Linked DNA regions of Mus musculus: region 1 is linked to region 2. A link is a loop called in an ENCODE intact Hi-C map of the cell type or tissue named here. Cell type or tissue: heart. All regions are shown on one strand.

Region 1 (2,500 bases), 720 kb before region 2:
AGAGACAGAACCAGATCTCATCCATGCTGGGCAAGTTCCCTATGAACTGAGAAACATTCCAGCCTCATACCGTAATGTTTTTTTTAAAATCACAGTTCATTTCATCTGTAATCTTCTACTCAGCCTACCCACTTTGATAATTTTCCCACTCCTGTGCTTTTTAAATAGGACACCTATTTAACAACATTGCCAGTGAGCAATCAGAGTTAGTCAAAAGCGCTTCTTTACCTTCCTGTACTCCAGATCTTAAACTGGCCTCAGTAATGTCTTTGCAAAGACAGAGACTCCCAGCAACATTCTTGGGACCTTCATAAAGAGAGAGGAGAGGTGAGAGAATGTCCTAAGTCTTCCCTCCAAGCCTCAGCCATAAGTTTTTGATACACAGGTGCTAAGGAACCAGGCACCTCAACCTTGAGTTGTTGTCAGAAAACAATAAAGTGAGAAATGGAAACAGGAATCACTTTGACACAAGCATTCCCTAGGACTGAATGTTATTCTGGGTTTTATGTCTGCAGGTTTTATACAGCAAGGTGGGCTGTTCTCAGAGAGAGAGAAGGATACAGAGATGGCCTGTCCTTAGGGAGAGAGAGAGAGAGAAGGATACAGAGATGGCCTGTCCTTAGAGAGAGAGAGAGAGAGAGAGAGAGAGAGAGAGAAGGGAAGAAGGCAAGGGGGAACCTGCTGGAAGAAACCTTGACACATCCCAATGACTGGCTCAAGAGAAATTGAGTGAGATTGGAATTCTGCCATTGGTTCATTCATGGCTCTTAGCCAGAGGCTGAAGATCTCTCCCGAGGGGTTGATGGAGCCTCCTTTCTGCATTTATCATGACAAGTGATCATGAGGAAGGAGCCTCTGAAGGAACAGTTAAATGAGTTGTTTTCCTGTATTCAAGCACATCTCTACACACACACACATACACACACACACACACACACACACACACACACACAGAGACAGAGAGACAGAGACAGGGAGATAGAGAGATAGACACAGAGACAGAGAGATCTGTTTTTGTTTACTATTTGCACAGGAGTTTGGTTTTAATATATTAATCAATCATGAAAAAAAAACCCTCAGGAAAAGTTTATGAGCAAGAGGGAAATCCGTTGGCCTCCTGTCTTGTACATCTACATTGTATTTAACCAGATGGTTTCATGACATTTGCTGAGTCCAGCATAGTACAAAGTATAGCTTCATCAAACCCTGTAGCATGCTGTCTTGGTGGATCCATATCCAGATGATGGATAATTTCACCAACTGACAACTGTACTGCTTTCTGGTATGGAAGTGAAAAGGAGAAATTTACACTATCATTTATAAGTTAAATGAACTTCCTTGTGTAACCACTAGATGGCACTTTTAACCCACAATCAGCTACCACTAAAACTGATACTTTATTTTTATTCAAACATTCTTACTATTTGAGAAAGGATGGAATATAAGAGAATATTATGTTTCTTTAAAAAATATTAATTGTAAGTAAAATCTACCAAAGTATAGTTGAGTGTGACTTTTTAAAACATGAGCTTCATTTTAAAAAACAACTTAATGGCCAAACTGTGATCCTAGACTATTTAATGCACCAAACAAAAGATTTATGTAAGCCTACATTTTGAAATACACCAACATGTGAAATGCGGCAGCTGCAAATGAAGCAGGAAGTCTAGATTTTTCCTATTGTACTCCACTTGACTGCTAAAAAGCAGAATTCATATGTCTCCTTGGGCCTATGTTTTCACAATTTTTTGGAAACTCAAACTCAGTCTCGTGATGACTTCATTCGCTTAAATAATGTTTTTAAATTGTAGTTTACACAAAGCAGAAAACAACTTCCCAACCAAAGGTTTATAAAAAAAGGTCTATGTTGGACCCGTGCTGATGCTGATGACTTGAAAACAAATGATAATGTACGCTGAGCAATCTCAATGCGATGAGCACCGGCTGACTAGTCTCCCACACATGAGGAGAGATGATTAGGAAGAAGTGTGTGTTTCCACAAAAAGTAACGGCAGCGCTGACAATGTGGGTCAGCGCTCAGTTACAGGAAGATCGTAATAACCTCAAATGTAGTTCCCAGTCCCGGGAACACAGAACACTGGCTCCGGGGACCACAATTTGCAAGATGCAGCCAATCATATTGGCTATCTCCTGACGAAATCTAATCACTATTACTATCAAGAATGTCCCAGGAAGAGCGCATTTCATCTTCAACAGGCTTTGCAAGAAGGGTCAGGGAAAGCGAGGAGTAACCCTTCTCAAAAAGCCTGTTGAAGATGAGACATCTTCCCATCTCCCAAACATAGCACTTACATATCTCTGCTTTCATCTTGCCCTTCAGGAGAACTGGGATTCTCTGGGAATTGGCAGCCTTAGCTACAGCTACGTAGAGCATCAGACCACAAAGTGTCTGCTTCGCAATGAGGTGGAGGCAAAAGGAAAGCAAAGGAAGAAGAGCTCATGAAACCAGCCAGGACTTTCCAAGCTCTGAAGACCAGGG
Region 2 (2,500 bases):
AGGACTAACTAGTTCTCTGAAGTGGGGTCACACCCAATGGCCATGAAGGAATTCATCTCTACAAGGCTCTCCACCTGAATTACTCCTTAGGTGGGACTAGGCGTGATCTGTGTGTATCATATGATCTATGTGTATCATACCACATGTCTGTCCATCACCTGGTAGGTAGGGCAGCACTGGCACCATGCATATCTGCCCCCCCCTTGTTGTTTTAGGAGCCACCATAACAGTAAGACAGTTGTGCAGGGTCTGAACTGTGCCACACTGGCAGTAGGCGGGGTGGGGGCAGGGGACAGAGACAAAGAGAAAGCTGGGGAATTGCCAGACATCATTTGACAGTGCTCAGCAATGGGAACTAGAGACCTCTGAAAAATGAGGCTGCAAGCTCCATTCAGTCCAGGACAGAATAAGAAATATCCCTGTGAAATGAATCCCATAGAACACACCTTAACTTTTCTGTGGGAAACATGGTTTATGCTATGTGCATACGGACAGAGTCCTCTCGTCTTCCAACGCGGCTTTACAGAGGCTTGGAGCTCATATTAATCCAGCAGACTCAAGCAAGCACCTCCTCTTCTCCTCACTGGGAGAGGTAGGACAAATATAGAAACAAGAAAAGCCATTAGCTACTGTAGAGAGATGTGTGCCCCGCACAGTCTGCAGAGACTAACACCTGCCCGGCTCTCCGTGACAATGGCTGAGGCAGATTATGTTTACCGTGCCGACCTGATCTTACAGCTGAAGCCTGCTGTAGAGCTCTGGCCTGGCGGAAATGAGGCCTGAATGCAACCCCCAGGACTACAAATCCTGTATGTGTAGGATGAATGGGTAGGTGGGTGGATGGATGGATGAGTGGATGGAAGGATGGATCGACAGACAGACAGATATGTATGTATGTATGTATGTATGTATGTATGTATGTATGTATAATTAGGATAGTGTGTCTATACAGTTTCCCTTTTTGTGTCAAGTAATACCCCCCTTTTTTCAAATTTTTATTAGATAATTTTTTCATTTACACTTCAAATGCTATCCCAAAAGTCCCCTATACCCTACCCCTGGTAATACACCTTTTATATACATACACTCACACACACACAGACACACACATACATCCATATATGTTACCTTTATTTATACCCCTTTTATATGTGTATGTGTGTATATATATACATATATATATATATATATATGTATATATATAATAAAAGACATATACATACATGTGTGTGTGTGTGTGTATCTTTTATTTAATAGGCTCTCAAAACTCTCATTAACATTTCTACAGAGATAAATGTACTTCGAAATGGCAGCAGATACCTGGGGCCCCACAAAGCGGAGTGTTATATTCTGCACAGATCTAAGCGTCACTCACAGTCATTCACAGTGCGGCTTTGTGAGATGTTCTTTCTCCTTCACCATCCCACAAACTCCAGTGCTGGCTGTTTCAGCCAATGTGCCCTGTGCAGACCCGAGTACTCGCCTCAAGAATTTCAGCACCACCTAGTGGCCAGATGCAGCATCGGCGTAAGCCATTGGCTCTGCCACGTGGTGTCAGAAGTTGGGGCTAAAGCTGATAAATCACGGTTGTTAAGTACTTTGGGGGCAAAGAAAAGAACTGCACACCGTGTCCTGTTACTGCCTACGAGTACTGTGCTCCTTTAAAGTCCTCGGTCTATTTTAAACCCGGATCTCTGTACCTGCTTTCTAGGTCGACGCCGCCGTGACCCCAGAGGAGCGCCATCTCTCCAAGATGCAGCAGAACGGATATGAGAATCCAACTTACAAGTTCTTTGAGCAAATGCAGAACTAAGCCCCACCCGCGCCACAGCAGCGGCCTCTGAACTTGGACAGCGAAACCATTGCTTCACTACCCATCGGTGTTCATTTATAAAATAACGTGGAAAGAAACAAACCCTTCCGTTTATTTACTCACCCTCGGCTTTTGACAGCTGTGCTGTAACACAAGTAGATGCCTGAACTTGAATTAATATACAAATCAGTAATGTATTCTCGCTTTCTCTCTTTACATTCTGGTCTCTACATTACATGATTCATGGGTTTTGTGTACTGTAAAAAAAAAAATTAGCTGTATCAAACTAGTGCATGAATAGATTCTCTCCTAATTATTTATCACATACATAGCCCCTTAGCCCGTTGTATATTATTCTTGTGGTTTGTGGCCCGGAAAAAACTCCTACTTGAAATATGCTTTAAAAATCGATGGGGGATGCTTCTTGTGAACGTGGGCGTCTAGCTGCTTCTCCTACGTATTCTTTTCCTGATCACTATGCATTTTGAACATTTTTTTAAGTATTCCAAATGACTTAGAAAATTCTTTTTCCATGACTGCATCTTACTGTACAGATTGCTGCTTCTGCTCTCTTTGTGATATAGGAATAAGAGGATACACATTGATTTCTTTGTGCCTGTTTTATGTGCACACATTAGGCATTGAGAATTTGAACATTTTTTTTGTCCATGTATCTTTGGATCTTTG

The links. Hi-C counts contacts between places; a loop is a spot of excess contacts. Peaks named below come from ENCODE experiments on the same cell type or tissue, not always from the same donor. Only the 100,000 strongest peaks of a DNase experiment are listed, where the experiment ranks them.
Region 1: a loop joins it to region 2, with 7 times the contacts of the local background. A loop is called at or near these places in 31 of 42 quality-filtered maps.

Annotation. Positions count from the first base shown.
Region 1 is chr16:85,677,247-85,679,746 of GRCm38, reverse strand. No RefSeq gene overlaps it. Among named protein-coding and RNA genes, the nearest start is that of Gm52244, 120 kb to the right of the region's middle. In heart, a CTCF peak has its summit at 1,358 (motif pointing right); no DNase peak of the experiment used is centred here.
Region 2 is chr16:84,954,644-84,957,143 of GRCm38, reverse strand. App (amyloid beta (A4) precursor protein) reads left to right here. Exons shown (of 18, transcript NM_001198823.1): 18 at 1,712-2,500. The coding sequence ends at 1,813. Among named protein-coding and RNA genes, the nearest start is that of Gm10791, 16 kb to the left of the region's middle. In heart, no CTCF peak of the experiment used is centred here; a DNase peak (open chromatin) is centred at 1,503; H3K4me3 peaks cover 287 bases; H3K27ac peaks cover 251 bases.